Regions from separate parts of the Homo sapiens genome. Here region 1 is linked to region 2. The links are chromatin loops, found by intact Hi-C in ENCODE. Cell type or tissue: heart left ventricle. All regions are shown on one strand. Links, peaks and the distances in the headings refer to the core of each region. The heading gives the core; the rest is flanking DNA. Region 1 has its middle 140 kb from the start of ALDH1A2-AS1. Region 2 has its middle 150 kb from the start of POLR2M.

What was found. Hi-C counts contacts between places; a loop is a spot of excess contacts. Peaks named below come from ENCODE experiments on the same cell type or tissue, not always from the same donor. Only the 100,000 strongest peaks of a DNase experiment are listed, where the experiment ranks them.
Region 1: it touches region 2 in a loop (2.5-fold over the local background); 7 of 110 quality-filtered maps call a loop at or near these places.

What each region holds. Positions count from the first base shown.
Region 1 is chr15:57,918,808-57,927,328 of GRCh38, forward strand. No RefSeq gene overlaps it. Among named protein-coding and RNA genes, the nearest start is that of ALDH1A2-AS1, 140 kb to the right of the region's middle. In heart left ventricle, for the core only: a CTCF peak has its summit at 4,099; a DNase peak (open chromatin) is centred at 4,194; H3K4me3 peaks cover 495 bases; H3K27ac peaks cover 2,532 bases.
Region 2 is chr15:57,857,043-57,865,563 of GRCh38, forward strand. No RefSeq gene overlaps it. Among named protein-coding and RNA genes, the nearest start is that of POLR2M, 150 kb to the left of the region's middle. In heart left ventricle, for the core only: CTCF peaks have their summits at 4,201 (motif pointing left) and 4,403; no DNase peak of the experiment used is centred there.

The DNA of each region.
Region 1 (8,521 bases), core at 187-8,186, 62 kb after region 2:
TAATTGCAGGATGTAACCCAAGGTGGTTATACTGGGGAATCAGGGATCCTTGGAAATCTCCTAGTAGCTCCAATACCTCCTGACCACCATGTCTGCTTGCCACACACAGTTCACATGCTGCGTGAAAATTAGTTGTGAGTAGTTGTTTTCCTGAAGGTTCAAGGGAACATCCCAAAACTGTACCCAATGGAAGAACAAGGAGTTCTAACTTATCAGGCTAACTTGCCCCGTGGGCAGAAGTGAGGGTTGGGTTGTAGGGCTTCACACTGGTCTTTGAATGGATGGTCCCCACCCCTTCAACCCTTGCTCCCTCCCCAAGCTTCTTTGTGACCCACTTTCAGGCCCCTCTTTCAACTCCCAACATCCAAAGCCCAGCCCCCACTCCTCAGGACCCTCACCCCCTTAACCACAAACCAGAGCCCTGGTCCTGCCCACTGTGCCTCCCTGGATATTCACAGATGCTAATGGGCTATTCCTCTGCTGCTTCTCTCTCAGAGGGGCAGTGAGCAGCTCTACCTCACAGCCAGTAACTATGGTTGCTTCATCTGAAATTTGGTCTCTGTTCTCTGGGGGATGCCTGTCACTAGTTTCCTTTTGAGTTACCTAGGGCAATGTGCCACTGTACAAATTTAATCTTTTTCTAAGAATGCCATAGTCTAGTTCATGAAGAAAGCCTTTAAAAAATTTACATGACCCTGACCTTGTGAAGAAACTCTGGCCTTTCAATGCTATATAAAATATGCCATATATATGGCATACAATGTACATATATTTGCCTACTTTCTGACCGTGTTCATTATAAACAGCCCCTCACCTCGACTCCGTCCCCACATTCACTGAAACCCCATCTGTCTGACCTGTTCAGGATGGAAGGCACTGCCTCCATATAGTTTTCTCTGATGCTTCTTGTTTCTCCCTATAAAGTGAGAGAGGGTTCATGTTCATGTCAATTGTTCTCTCCATGGGCATGCTTTTCCTTTAGACTGGAATATTGCTTCTTCCCCAGACTCTAACTGAATGCCTCTTGTCTTTCACTTCTTAGCTCAAACTTCATCATGGAGTTCTCTTTCTTGCTCTTTCTTTCCTTATTTACTGTGTACCAGGCCCTGAGCCAGATGTTGGGGATTAAGGATGAGTCAAAACAAACATGTGCCTGTCCTTATGGAGCTTATTTCTGGGGTAGGGGAAGCAGACAATAAAGTTGGTAAACATAAGAATGAAGCTGTGATAAGCTCCAAATATGCAAGGTACATGTGCTATAAAGAACCATAAATGGGGGAATTGGACGTAGTCGGGGAGGTCTGGGAAAGCTGCTTTAGGCAAGCAGGGACACATAGGAGCATCTCAAGCACTGGAACAGCCCATGGAAGGGTCACAAAACATATATTCGAGCTGGAAAGAGGGCTGGGGTGGCTGGAATGGAGAGAGTGCAGGCTATGTTCAGAATGAGTTGCAGAGAGAGGAAAGGGCAGGATACCCAGGATTTTGTAGTTATCCTCTAGAATTGTGCTTTGATTCTGAAAGCAAAGAGAAGACATGGAGGTTTTAAGTGCGGGATGGGGCTGAGAATGTCAAAGGGCAGGGAAGTAGAGGGTGAGGGGTAAAGGGTGACATAGCTGGGTTTTCTTTTCAGAATATCACTGCGCTGCATTGTGTACAGTGGAGTGCAAAGTGGGTGGCAGCCAACCTGGTAGCGGGTACTACAGTGGTGCATTCGAGACATGTGCTAGTGGAGATAGTGGCAGTGAACATGAAGAGAGGTGCAAAATTCCAAAGATACCTGGGAGCATGGCTTAAGGGGATCTCATCAAAGCTGGCAGTAAAGAATGAGCAGGTGTGAGGATTCCCTGGTCATTGGCCCCTACTTTATATGAAGGGGAGGGAGCAGTGCTGTTCTCTGAGATGGGTAGGACTGAAAAAAGCTTTGATTTGGAAGGACAGATCCTGAGTTCTATTAGGCCTTCCCTCTTATCTAGGTCAGAACTCACTGTATAAACCCTCACAACATACAGCACTGTTGTAATTAATCATTATCTCAGTAGTTATGCGTTTATTATGTGAATTTCCTGAACAATTATTAGGTCCATGAGGGTGGGACTTGAATTTCTCTTGTTCACCAGGAAATCCACAAGGCCTGACTTGCTGGCATTCAGCGAATGTTTGTTGAATAAATTAGTGACCATCTGCCTTGCTCCTTCCACCCATGGGAAATCACCGTTTGAAACATTCAGCATTTCTGCAACCTCCATGCATCCCAAACAGAATTTGTTACTAACTGCACATGCTGGAGTTGAAAAGCACTGGGCTTGGACTCAAAAGACCTGGGTTGAAGTCCCGCTAGTTATGTGCTGTGCTAGCAAAATGTCTACAGATGAGTCAGAAATGCCCAGAATATGTTCCTTCGTTGACAGAGTGACCTGAAAGCCGGGCCATTCAGAATACAGACCACACCAAACTGAGCCAAAGCAGTCATCCTTCTGAAGATGTTATCTCCAGCATGCCCTATAATGGCTTATTTCACTTTGTTTAATTTTATTCCATTGTATTGTTATTTTTATATGATGGGATCCTGGAGGGACCTCAGAACACATCAGGGGTCTCCAAGAAAGGACCAAGTTTCCCCCAACAGTAGGGCTGCCCCAAAATGAATTTCTCTAGGAGATGTTTGTGTAAGATACATTTGCCTCATCATTATTTCTTGGGAAAGAAGTCAGCCAGAGGGGTCATCATATGAGCTCTGAGTCACAGGGTACAGGGGAGGAGCAACTATCCCAGACTCAGGAGTCCTAGTTCTAGTCCCAACCAGACGTGTGACTTGACAAACAACCACTTCCCACCCATGCCTGGGTTTCTGCATGGAGAGAATGTTAATAAAAGTGGAGTGCTAATCTAATGCCTATTCCCAAGGTGAAAGTGGGCATTGGTGGGGTTGGGGGTAGTTGTTGCCGAGGCAGAAGGGGTAATAGTTTACAAGACCAAAGTCAAGAAGGACCAGAGCTGGTGAAATGAGGCTGTTGACCTGTCCAGGAGGCACTATGAGGAACAGGTTCAAACCTCCAGCTGCTCAGTCCCCTGGGATCATTTCTGTGCCCCCACCCCCCATTATTTCCTATCATAGTTCTCTATTATTTAAAATAACACAAAAAAACACAATTTTAAGTTAAATATTCATGTGATTAAATTTTAAATGTATCTCTGCTATTATTCTGTAAGCTTTATCCAATGCTCATTCTGTATGAATAGACCTTAGCACAGTATTCACCAGGCACAGATTAAATGGAGATCTGTTGAATGACTTAATGGATAGATGGATGCGTGGAAGCAGTGTTTCCCAAGCTTCAGCATTCCCTTCAAATGGCTCATCTGCCTTCTATGTGTTAATGAGCTTGTTCCCTCTTCCCTCGCAACTAACCCCTAGCCCCCATCCAAGCAGAGCCCAAACCACTTTCTCTGTTCCCAAGAGAAAAACATGGATCTCTTCTGCTTGCTCATCTGACTTGGCATTGGGACTCTTCATTGATTACATGGCTGCTGTCCTGAGAGTCTTTACCTTTATGATGGAAGAGTTAGAAATTAGCCCAGTCCCGAAGATTACTTGAGGCCATCCATCAGCCACCACCGAATTTCTAGAGTAAGTTTGCTAAGACCTCCAAGACCACTGTGGTTCTGACAAGGAGAGCAGCTTGATTGTTTTGTTCTTGTTATTTGTTAGGCCTGTGTACCTTCCAAACAGTATCATTCATCCTCCCAACTACCTTGTGGTGTAGATGCTGTTCTTATTTCTATTTCCCATGCAAGGGTACTGAGGCACAGAGGGGCAATTGCCCAAGGTCACACAAACAGCAATGGGCTGAGCTGGCTTTGGATTCAGGCAGCCTGAGTACAGAGACCATGCCTGTAACCATTATGATCAATTTCCTCTTGTCCTAAAGTGTGTTCCTTTTGGTTAAGTTCTGCTCCAGCTGTGAGATTTCTATTCTAGGGTTCATACTGGGTCTCCAAGTAATGCCCGATTGCAAAGTGGGCGGGTGTGGAGGGGGCTGCTGTGTCCCGGGGAGAGGAAATATTTTGATTTTTGAGTGTAAATGGTGCATACAAGTTCTGCAGATTGTCCTCCAGGGGCTGCAAGCTGTGCTTTCAGGAAACACTCAAGTGTCCGCTCTGGACAGGATCAGCTCAGGGAGGAGGGGCAGGTGCCCAGCTCCTGCCTGCCAGATTTGGGCAAGCAGCCCAGGACAGAGGTGACTCCCACACCTTCACTTCCCCGATACAGGCCTGGTGTGGAAGCTCTGATTCAGCAGAGGCAAACTCTTTCTCACCATTGCATTTATTTCTGCTTTAAACAATAAGGATATAAAAGAGAATTTGGGAATTAAATCCAAAAGTATGCCAGTGGACAACAGCATATAGAGGTATTTCGTAAAGCTCCATTTTTAAGTAACAGAAACCCTCCCAATTAGTGATTTTAACCCTTTTAAAAAATTGCTTGGATTAAAATAAGCTTTTAAGCAAACCTGGAACCAATATGCTGTTGTTTCTCCTGTTTGTATCAATCTTACAGCTGTTGCTTTGCTAGGATTAATTTGCCTCTGAGGGGTTTCAACACTATCCTCCCTGGTGTATTTTCAGAGCCCATAATGTCATGTAATCGGGACCATGTTATTTTTGTCTGAATCTCTGGGAGTGATGTAAGAGGAAAAAGGAAACTAGCTAACTCCCAACCATTTGACCAAAGGTTAAATTAGTCTTGGCCTTTCCCCAGCTGGACAGAATGCTGCTCAAACATTTATTCCATCCAGCCAGGCAGAGTGGAAGCCCTCCTCCTTTCTTCTTTAATTGTTTTCCCTAAGATATCCATCCCCATCATGCCCCCAAATAACATGCCCATCCTTTTGCCCTCCTCCCCATGCCCCACCACCTTCACATCGTTCATTATAGAGCATCAGCACTGGAGAGAAGTGTGTAGAAAAGACTCAGGAGGTAGAAGTAGATCCTGATGTGGGAACTGGAAATATGTTTTTCTTGAGAAAGTCTTCCAGTCAGTGAGTGGCTGCTTGGAGGACACACTGCTTGGCTCCTTGCCTTTGTTACCAATGCAGATACCCAGCATTGCCAGGATCTCAGAAACACCCTGATACTTCCGATTGTAATTTCTACTTGAAACTGCCAAGAAATGCAAGCCAAAAACTCCACCCAAGCCCAGTAGCGGGTGTCCTTGTAAGACACATAGCCATGTCAACATTTCACCCTATCAGACTTAAACTTGGTCCAAGTATAGGAGGTTTCATTGGGGCTGGGAGTGGACCTTTAAAAACTAGCATATCTCTCCATCGACACTACCTACCTATCTACTTTGTATTTTCTTTCTTTCTTTCTTTTTTTTTTTTTTTTTTTTTGAGATGGAGTCTCACTTAGCTGCCCAGGCTGGAGTGCAGTGGCACGGTCTTGGCTCACTGCAACCTCTGCCTCCCGGGTTCAAGCAGTTCTCCTGCCTCAGCCACACAAGTAGCTGGGACTACAGGTGCGTGCCACCACACCTGGCTAATTTTTTGTATTTTTAGTCAAGATGGGGTTTCACCGTGTTAGCCAGGATGGTCTTGATCTCCTGACCTTGTGATCCGCCCGCGTCGGCCTCTCAAAGTGCTGGGATTACAGGCGTGAGCCACCTTTCCCGGCCTACTTTGTATTTTAAATAACTTCAGGGCATAAGTTGTGGCTATTGAATGACACACCAGGCCAGTGAAATATTCATGCTTCATTTTTGGCATTTTTTTTCTTTTGTCAGCAGGCAGAAATCCATTCAGTGGCCTGTACGGCAAACTACAGCCTTCTGAAAAAAATGTCTCCTCTCCCAGAAGCAAGGAACACTGTGATACAGTAGAATGAGCTGGGACTTTGGAGCTAGAAGACCTATAAATGCAATGGCTAACATTTATAGAGACTTCAAGTCTATGCTAAGCACTTTATATGCATGATTTCTTTCAGCATGTGCAATGATCCCAGGAGGCAGATACTTTTATTGTCCTCATTTTCAGAGAAGGAAATTGACTCTTCAAGTGTCTGGGTAACAGCCTAAGGTCCTAGAAGCAGAGGGAGGAAACCAGTCTGGGTTTATTGGGACAGCAAGTATATGGGCTACTCGACACTGCTTGCCTGAGAGCGTGCTATGAACCCACCTCAGTTCCTTCTTCCCTGAAATGGGAATAATAAAATTTGCCTTTCCTACAGACAAGTTGGAAAGTGAAGCACAGATGTAAAAAACTGTGGACACTGTGAAGCAATATGCAAGTGGTTCTGTTATTCCTATGACTGAGAAATGCTGTACAACAGGGACCCACCTCCTGCCTCCTGAGCTTCTGTTTTTGGCCTCAGCTCTTGCAATTCATGGGGTAATGGTGATGGTGGCTTACCTAAATGGTAATGATGACATTTCAAGTCTCAATGGATAAAATGTAAAAAGAAGTAGCAGCAAGAGAACAAGGAAAGGATCTAAGAAAACAAGGGCATATGGTGGCAAGGAGAGAGAAGGAGAAACAGGATGCTGAAATAGCAATCCTTGGGTCAGAATTTTTCCTATTAACACACTAGCCTGATGTCCATTCGGACATCTTTATCCACTCAGATTCATTCTTTCAAATGCATTCTGCAAGTAGCTCTCACATCTGACTTTTCTCTTTCCCCTCTGTTGCTGTCTTGGGTCAGGTGCCCATCACCATTCACTTGGGCTTCGTCATAGATGTCTTTGTCAAAGAGGCCTCCAGTCTCATCTTTTTCCAGCTCATCGTCCATCCTGTCAGCAGAAATCTTATTCCCCAAAGACTACCCTACCCCTTGAAGATGAACCTTTAATTTCTGAGCATGAGTAACTACCTTTCACGGCCTGGACCCTGCTAAGATTTAAAACTGTAGGTGAATTACTTCTCACATTTCTGTATTCCAGCCACACTGAACCACTGGCCATTCTCCATGCAGGACATTTTCTCTCTCATCACCGTGCTTTTCATATTTGGGAGGTGGAGAAGATGTCCTTCCCTTTCTTACCTAGTGAACTCCTATGCATCCCGCAAAGTCCAACTCACAAATCATCCATCCTCATATATTCTGTACTATAAGAGTGTACTGTATTTGAATTTACCAGTAATCTTATATATTACCTGTCATTTTCCCTCAGGGTTCTTAGATGTGTGTTAGTCATCTATAAATCTCTAGTATCAGTGTCTAGTGCACAGAAGTCACTTGATAGGGGTTGTTGAAAGAATGAATGAATCTCTAAATTTGGAATTGGGCTGTATACAAGACGGTTCTTCTTTTCTTTGTTCAGTTCACTGGCTGTGTCCTCTTAAAAATTTTCATGCATTTTCCAACAACCACAGAAACCATATTCTTCACCTCATGATGTGATGTGGCTATTTCTGATTCTTCCTGAGTTGAGGAACTGTGTGGCATGTAAAATATCTTAAAGCAAGCAATGTTTTTATTTTTATTTTTTTAGTTGAAGTTTTTATTCAGACAAACACGTTTACTGAACCCTTCAGAACCTTGGAAAAGATTTTGGTTCAGCACAAGGGTCAAGCAAAATCTCTGCCAGCACATTAATCCAGGGGAATGAACCTCCACAACCCCCTTACTCTGTTCTTCTCATTGGCTTAACAAAAAGAATTGGAACGTTGTTGACGACACCCTATCATCCAAAGGAGCAAGACTTGGAGCTATTCTTTCCATCAAAAAGAAACAATATAAATTGTGTGCACAGGCATGTTTCCATTGTTTTTTCATGAAAACCCACTCCAGTTCAGTGGGTTAACCACAGCTATTTCAGAGATACACTGTATTAGCTGTAGAGACCGCACATGTTGTAGACATGTTAATTGTTCCAGTTGACTAATATTCATTTATATATATTCTATTCTGATTTTCCCTGTTACCCAACATATATAATAACTAAAAAAATATAAACATATTTAACTGTTAGTTTTTTACTAGTCTGATTACAAATGAGGATTAAATTGTATGTGGTTAAAAGTAACAGCAATAACTTCAGCCAAGTTAAAATTAATAATTTCCACAGTCTCTTTTTAGAAATATTTATTAGGCTTAGCTAGAGTTCTAGATGAAACCAGTAAATTTTCTGGGAAGTTACTATACCTAAAACAGTTATCTGGTCGGTGGTTCCCAAATACAATCCCAAGGACCAGCGTAGGGCAATCGGCTTACAGAGTTTCAAAAGTGCTACCCTCAGACCCCAGCCCAGATATATACCCTGATTTAGTGTCTCTGGAAAGAGACTGGAAATCTGCACTTTTGCAAAGTCCCAGGTGGTTCTGATATACAGATGGGTTTGAGGTCCACCTCCTTCTTATCCATCACCTTGCACTGGTATAACTTAGGGTAGCGCATTCGTAATTCCTTAAGTGGCACCTCTGTCCAGGGACCTAAAATGTGTGTGGCAACGCCCTGCCTGCTCGTGTTCTATGGGGAAAGGGACAGGCTAAATGAAAACCTGTTTGCCAATCAGAGAGCC
Region 2 (8,521 bases), core at 119-8,118:
TAGTTCTTATCCCCTGTGTCAGCTAAGGTTCAATACCCATCCCTCCTTCCCACCCTTGGTATTATCAAAATACTAAAGTATTTTTTAGTATTTTCAAATACTAAAGACAAATGATTTTATATTTTAAATACCTGTATTTTATGAAAGAGCAATATTAAAAATACTGAAAAAGCTTGCTTTCTTTAGGCAAGTTAATAGCTTTATATCACCTTTAAGCAGAGAAACTCTAAATTTGAGCACTAATGCTCCCTGTGTTCAATCTTTCCTCACCTGGAAGGGGGATGAAGGAATCACGCCTGGGTTTCTTCAAGTCTAAACAACTATCATCCCCCCATTGTTTCCGTTTCCTTTTAGTGTTAGATCTTTCATTTCATTTGGGGTCATTATTTTTGTGCCTTGATCTCTGGGATTATAGTTGCCCAGTTCTGCTCGCGTACAAATGAAGTGGAGCCTTCATTAGTTCTACCCCATTTATGACAGCATTCTTCCTTGTGCAATGTAGGGAGCCTAATGTGGTCTTACTGAAGTCTCTATGACCCACTCTGTGTCATAGAATTGCATTCTCTTGGATCTTGGATAGCGAATTACAAGTTTGATTGGGTTTCAGCAATGCACTTGGCTGAAAATACACGTAAGACTTTATTTTGGGGGATGCCATTCCAATGAAGTTAGTTGTCCACATTTTCTATTCCACTTTCATTTTGAACATCGTTAGTGTTTTCCATTTCCTAGCCTTTCTTTGCAAGGTTCATTTAAGATAATTAAGATTTTGGTGAATGACAGAATGGTAATTCCAACCGCAAGCCCTATGAGATGGGGAAGGATGAGTCAAATAAGGTTAAACGATGGGTGACAGGGAATCCCTTCTCTTGACACCATTTCTAAATTTGCAAGAAACTTGAACCCTGGAGTGCTTAACTCTTCTTCCACTCCATGTCCAAAGGGTATTATTGTCATGAAGGAGGTCTTTGAAGTGTTAGTAGGATGCTTGTGGTTTCAAAACATTTTCTCCTTCTCTGGTGCAGTCTCCCCACAGCTGTTTTCATTGCCCCTCCTTCCTCCTACCCAAGATGTTCTGCCAAACATGCACCTCCTCCAAGTGACAACAGCCCTCTGACCAAATAGAAATTGCTACCCCACTAACAAATTAGAGATGTCCTCAGGCCCAAAGTTTCCCCAAGATTTTAGACTCCTCTGCCCAAGAACTTTGGGACAGTTTTCCATACCTTAGACAACTGTTGGTGTCAGTGGCAACTATTAACTCCTTCTTTAGAGGCAACTAATTAAGATCCAAGATCAGGAATATGTTTCCTTTGTTTTCTACCTGACCAAAGGCTCCTCTCTTCTGGGGCAACCCCCAGGATTGGAGTAGCCTTTGTATTTTTTACTGTGTAGGGGAAAAATTTACAAATGTCTATCAATCAATCCTAGTTTTCTAGTTATTTAGGCAGCTACTCAATGTTCATAATCATTTCTACCCAGGTATCTGTGGCAGCCTCTCATTTTGCGGCAGATGTGACAGTCATATGTGATCTAGGGTTTGGGATGATTTTACCTTGAGAAATGCCCTAGGAGTCTATGATAGTCTTCAACAAGGAGGAAATATTGTGTATTATTCACGGTTTTACTGTTATTTAATCACAGAGGAACTATATGTTTGGCTATAAGCTATGTCTTAGAACTGGGTTAATGATCCCAAGCAGAATGTCTGTCACACAGGTCATCAGTCAATGTTTGCAGAATAAGCCAGCTAGGGTTTTATTTAAAAAAAAAAAAATCAACATGCCAAAGGGTTAGCTGGCACAGATGAGAATCTATATTCTGGGTAATATTCTCTAGTAGTAAAAAAAGATAAGGAAAGGTAAAGACCAAATTATTTGACATAAATGCTTTTAATGGGATAGGAAGAAAAGAAAAAAGTAAAACTAGTTGAGGTGAGCGAGTGTAGAACCTTGGATTTCTAATTCAAGATGAGTTTTTTTTTCCCCCAAAAACTGCTCTGAAGTGACAGAAAAAATAAAGTATAAATAGTGCTTGAAGACAGAAATTAGTACCATCAGATACTGAATTTTTAGGCAATAATGAAGATGGAATAATGTTAATGGCAGGGAAAAAAAAAACCCAACAGTGTCTTAAAGCAGTTACAGGAGAAAGCTCCTGTACAGGTAAGGTTGGCTTTTCCCAGCCTAGAGAAACAAACACAGAGTCAGCAGTTACACAGATCAGCAACAGGAGTGGCATGACCTGAAGGCAGAAGGCTTCTAGTAACAAACTACTCATACCCTGCCTTCACCCAACACTCTCCTTACTCTCCCATCCTTTAGAGTGTTTGGCTGAGCCTTTGGAGAAAAACAGCTTTTTCTACAAGAATCTTTGTGTGCCTGCCCAGTGAGGAGCGAAGGTGTGCTTCCTAGTGTGGGCACAGCAGTAGAGGTAACGCCAGATACAGGAGCAGAGCCAGGGTGAGTCAAGAGGAGTGTGTAATAAAGAAAGAATTAGTGATTTGAGATGATGTGAGAACTCCAAGGATTAAAGGGAAACTCCTAAACACTTTCAGAAAGAAGGTGTTTTAAAAGTGAAAGAAAAGCTAAAAGAAGAAAAGAAAAAGAAAAAAAAAGCAAAACATGCAAAAAATTTAAAAGGCTCAAAATCAGCCATATAAAGACACGGGTCATATTGACCACAATGCGCTAAAAGCAGAAATGAGTAAGATAAAAATTGTAAAATAAAAATATTTTACAATTACTATGGCCTATTTGATAAGCCCAGGAGGAATAGCTCAACTGCTTAGCAATCATCATGGGAAAGGCTCAACCAGTCAGAACAGACTGTCCACCCCAGCAGAATGGGTACCCAGAAATCTGTGCTGATGCAAACCTGCTAGGGGCAAACCTGTTGAACATCAAACCTAGATTGGTTCCAAGAGGCCTTGGTTCCATGTTGGTGGAGCAGCTGAATACTACTTGGTTTGAGGCACAGTTTCTTGGAAGACTGTTGCAGTCTCAGAGCTTCAAATTTTACGAATTTCCCAACTAACATCCTTTATCTGGTTCAATCCATGATCTGACATTGCAGTTAGTTGTCATGCATCCTTAATCTCCTCTAATGTGTTAACAGTTCCTCAGTCTTTCGTGTTACTTTGAAAAATACCGTTCGGTTATTTTTCACAGTCTTCCTCAATTTGGATTACTCATATGATTTAGGCTGAGGTTATGTATATTTGGCAAAATACCATGGAAGTGTTGCTGGGTCCTTCTCAGTGTATCATATCAGGAGGCACATAATGTTAGTGTGCCTTGCAACTGGTGATGTTAAGTGATTACTTGGTTAAGGTAGCATCCACTTTTTTCCACTATGAAGCTACTGTTTTTCCTTTATAAGTAATAAGTGTCTTACAGGAAGATCTTTTGAAACTGTGCCAGTGTCCTACTTTTTAATCAAACTCTCACCCACTAATTTTAGCAACCACTGATAGTTCTTGCTAACAATAACTATTACTGTTGTGTTTGTCTAGAAGTGATTTTCCATTTCCATTATCTCTTCTGCATTTATTCATTGGAATTACACTGTCAGAAGAGCTGTTTCTTCTCCCTTCTCTACTTATTCAATTATTTATTTGTATCAGTTGGATTCATGGTTATTTTATTTTATTACTGTTATGTATTTTGTTGCTCAGATTGTTCCAGCTTTGGTCATTGGGAGTTCCTTCAAGTTGGTTCCTGTGTTCTTCTGACATGTAGACATCATTTTTTTTGAAGCATTTACATTATTTTTCAAGCTTATCTTACGTTGTACCTGACCCAGCTCTGGAATCAACCACTTCTCCAGTGAGTTCTGGCTTATTTTATTGGAGAATGGTATTTAGAAACCAAGATCTGGGTGCTAGGTGTGCTTGTTGCTATTGGGTTGTCATTACTTCTAGGTCTTCTCAGTGGATGGAGTTAGAAAAGGTATGTATGTATACTCACATATATACATGCACATTTTTATACATTTTCTTTTGAGTTAAGAGATACATTTTCTGTCTTCTTCTGAGCCATTTTTAAAAGAGACACAGACCACGGACCATCAGCTTACTTTTATTTCGATATATTTACTTATTGCTTTAGTAGGTATCACAGTATAAGAATTTTGTCTAATGGCTCAAGCTCTTGAGAAAAAGAAAATGAAAAAGGCTTTGCGCCCTCTTGTGGTCAAACTGAGTAACTGGTATTTCATGGCATTGGAACAAGAGTTGAACGTATGAATGAGATAGAGTGGCATTGACCTATAGCGTAAAATATATAATCTGATAGAGTTAGCTTGTGACTATCCTGTAGCATGAATGAACCTAAAGGGAGTAATTTATAGCCAATGTTTTTCTGAGTTACCCGAGATCATAATATAACCAACATTTTACCAAAGGTGTTCAGATAGATCTTCCCATTGGATCCTCACAGCAATCTTGCAAGGCAGATTTTTATTATCCCTAGTTTACAAATAAGGAACCAGTTTCAAAGAAGCTAAATAATTTTCATAAGTCAATTTTGTAACTTGTTTGGAACTACAGCTGGAACTTGAACTTGTGTGGTAAGAAGGAGTTGGTCTGACTTGTCATTGTTAACCCTCTGCTTTTTCTGCTGAAGAACTTTAAAATACGTTAAACATTTCATTACAATGGAAGAAAATTATCAAACCTTAAACCCAGAAAATCAGAATCATAATTTAAAAAGGAAAGGAAGGAAGGAAAGAAAGAAAAACAAGTCTCCTACAATTTGGCTCTTGAAAACATTTTTAGAAGTTCATAAAAATGAGAAAAAGACAATCCTATCATTGAAGTTTTTTGTTTTATCAAGTTAACACCTAGTTAAAACAGGTAATGGAAGCCATATAAATACAAAATCCAGACTCTCAATAAACTTCCTACACCAGATGTGGACTGAGATACACTCCATTCTGGGAAGTTGGCCACCATAAACCTCTGACAGCCATAGATGAGTCATCTAACCATCTCATTCCATGTGATCACAGGTCTTTGTAGTGTTACTCGTGCTTGGGCTGAATAGAAATATCACCATAAATCTCCTAACTAAAAGGATGCAGTTTCTCATTTTCATTTAGACAGATTTGAAAATAGGGATGAGATTGATCAATACACTCATCTTTCTGCAATCATCTGAGAGGCCAAAATGGCCTTGAGGATGATATATGGCATGCACAATGTGAATCTCTAAAAGCTTTTGGTCTCTCAAGGTTATTACGAAGACAACCATGGGAAGTAATAAAGCTGTGTCGTTTATTTAAAGTGAGGGCCCTAATCTTTTTTCTACTGGTACTTCCCGCTTTTCTATTTTAAAAGCGCTGACTGGACAATATGAAAGAAAAGAAAGGTGCCAATTTTAAACCCTCAGGAAGTCCATTTGGTGAATGGATTCTAGAAAGGTAAAATCAAATGTTTCACAAATAAAAGTTGGTGTTGGGTTAACTTTCAAATTGATGCCAGACTTAAGCTTTGGAGGTGTGTCATTTTTATCCAAATAACAATGCAGAAACGACACAAAGATTCCCATCCCTGCCCATGGCAGTAGACAGAATTCCAAGTGGAGTTGCATTACTTGGACCTGAGAGGGTTGGTGGTTTGAATGAAGTTCAGTGGAACCATTTCTATCTGATGAAGTGTGAAATATAATTGCTAAATATGGTTTTGAAAATCAAAATGGGCGAAATATGCTGTGAAAGAGAATTTCCAAGACAAGCTGGGAATATAAACAAGCAAAAATAAAACCAGTGAAAACATAAGCAGCAGAGAGTCTTCAAGGTCAAGGCTGTTAAGGGAACCCACAGGTTCTGTAACATTCTTGTCATTGTCTTTTCCTCCGCATCCTCAGCTGGCCAACGAGGAGACCAAGAGCAGGCTCGTGTCGTCATCTGGCTAGTGTCTAGACATGAGCATGAATGCTCTCCTCCCACACACAGGTGCTGCCATGTGATGTCTGCACGCCACATGGCACATCCCAAGGAAGGTCATGCTGGGAAGGGACTGGGTGTGTCCTGAGTTCTGGTCCATTGCGTCCAGAGGCACAATCTCCAGAGTGACACAGGGAATGAAGGAATCTTCATTTCCAGCCAGTTTTATGCAGCAGGAAACACAATGACCGTGACAATCCCTTCCTGTCCCATGGAAGCCTGGGGGAACATAGGAGAAGCATCTGCACTGCACACCCATCTGGAGCCTGCAGACCAGGTCCTGGAGACGTTATGTTCTGTGATTAAACCATCTGGAAAGCAACATGGTAGGATGAGAAGGGCCACTCCAGGGTAACCCACCTTATGACTTGTAATCATGTTGAGCCCTGTGGACCTTGCTCACCTGGCTGCCGCCTTGCTCACCATCCTGCAAGCACCAATACTCCAGCTCTTTAGGGCTCTCTTTCCCCTTCAGTTCTGTGCATGCTGTTACCACAGCCCGGAATCCATGGGCCAAGTAGCTAGTGCTCTCAGACCCTGCTCAGGTGTCCCTTCTCCAGGAAGTCTCTGAATTCCCATTTCCCTTCTCACCCACTCCTTGAGGAGGATTCTAAGACTAGGTTTGGACCCAGCAGGAAGAAGTGCTTGAGGTCAAAGTCTAGCACAGGTATGGGAGCGGAAGTAGAGGCAGGCAGGCAAAATATCTGCCGTTTCAGGGTAAGTTGTGAATAGAACAAACAGTTCCACAATTAAAGTTAAGAGTTTGGAAACACTGGACTTGGCCGCTTTTTCTCGTCTTCACTGAGCCACCTGCTAACCCATGACTTGTTCTCCTAAGTGGACTCAATCATGAGGAAGGAGTATTCAGAGCCAGGGACCAGTTACTGGTAGCTTACCAGGCCACCTTTCTGTAGAAAGCAATAAATTGGCCTTTGGGTTTATTTCTAAGTGTCCAGGCGTTTAGCCAGTGCAGGTCTATCTGCCAGAGCCTGACTACCCTCAGCATGCTGAGAAAGTGGGGTTCATGTGCTGGGAAGCTGAACCGAAGAGTGGCCATTGTATGCCCTGCTTGGGGTAAAGAGAGGCCTCTATGGCTATCTTTCATCAGAATGAATGGCAGGGCCCAGTGGACTTTCTCTTAATTCAGTCTTCTCCTTGCAGAGGCTTTTTCTTAAACTCAAGCTTTCCCTGGCAAACTCAGAACAGGATGAAATGATCTGGCAAAGGGAAATGAAGAGGAGGAATTATCCAGGGGATTTGATCCTTGTGGTCATTTTTCAGACAAAAATGTTCCATCCATCCCTTTCTTCAAGAGCAGGAATTTGGTACCTGCAATATCCAGATCATTACATTACTTCTCTTGGCATTTGAAAAGAAAATTGTTTTGTGTGTCTGTGAGAAAGAGATTTAATGTATTTATATTCCTTTGATGCCTACTTCCCCTCTGAGTTTCTATTACCACAACCAATGATCCCCCTGCATGTAGTTTTGTAATGTGAAGCCCACACATAGAGTTTTTTTTTTTTTAAGTAAAATTGAGCTTCTAAAATTACCTAAGAGCTGCCAATTCTGAAAATTAACCTCTGTTTAATTAGTTTTGAATGACAACAAACCCAAACTAGTTAAGGTAGAAGCTGAGAGGAAGGAGTACTATGGGAGTTTTCACATTGAATCTCCTGTGTGGCCCTCAAACCAAAGTTTCAGGAGAATGCTGCCAAATAAAAGAGTGGATGATTAAGTGGAAATTAGGAAAACTTTTGTAAAATTGACAAAGGAAAGTCAGAACATTTCAAAGTTTTCTCAGAACTGAATAACAATATAGATCTTCCCTGTCTTTTTCTACCTCTCCCCGCAAGACCTGAGTGCCGGTCATTTTTTAGAAAAGGTGCTCAAATTGACACTTTGGAGATTTCCAGTGCCTTCTATGTGACATGTTTAAGTGCAGGGCTGTGAGGTGAGCACTGATACCATCCCCATTCATTTCAAAGGCTTAGTGCACTATTCAGGCTCGCGGTGAGGGCCCAGTTGATGCTAGCCACTATTACTCTATTAATTTGTGGGAGTAACCAGCCCTTCTGCTTGGGACTGGAACCATTTCTGATTGGTTGGTAATTGCTTTACTATGTTTTGAATGGTGGCACTTAGTGGGCAGAGTTTTCTAGTAAAATCTCAATAGGTATAAAGTGTACAGGTGTCTTCGTAACTTGTTTATAAGCTTACTTGAAGGTAAAGATATTGTTCCATCGATCTTTGTGGCTCACACAGCACGTAGCACAGTAGTTTTCCATAGTAGGTCCTCAAAGAAACTTTTAAATAATAAAATGAAACCTCTGTGTGTAAAGCCATAGACGTGCTTGGTTGGTTTTGTGAAATCTCGTGTCTAAGCAAAAGGCTGATCGACATGGAAGGGTGATGATACCTGAAGAAATGAGCAAAGGTGCCCCCCAACAGAACCTTCCATGATGATGGAAATGTTCTGACCTATGTTGTCCACTAGGGGAGCCACCAGCCACCAGTGAATGCTGAGCACCTGGAATGTGGGTACCATGGCTGAAGTACTAAATGTTCAAGTTTA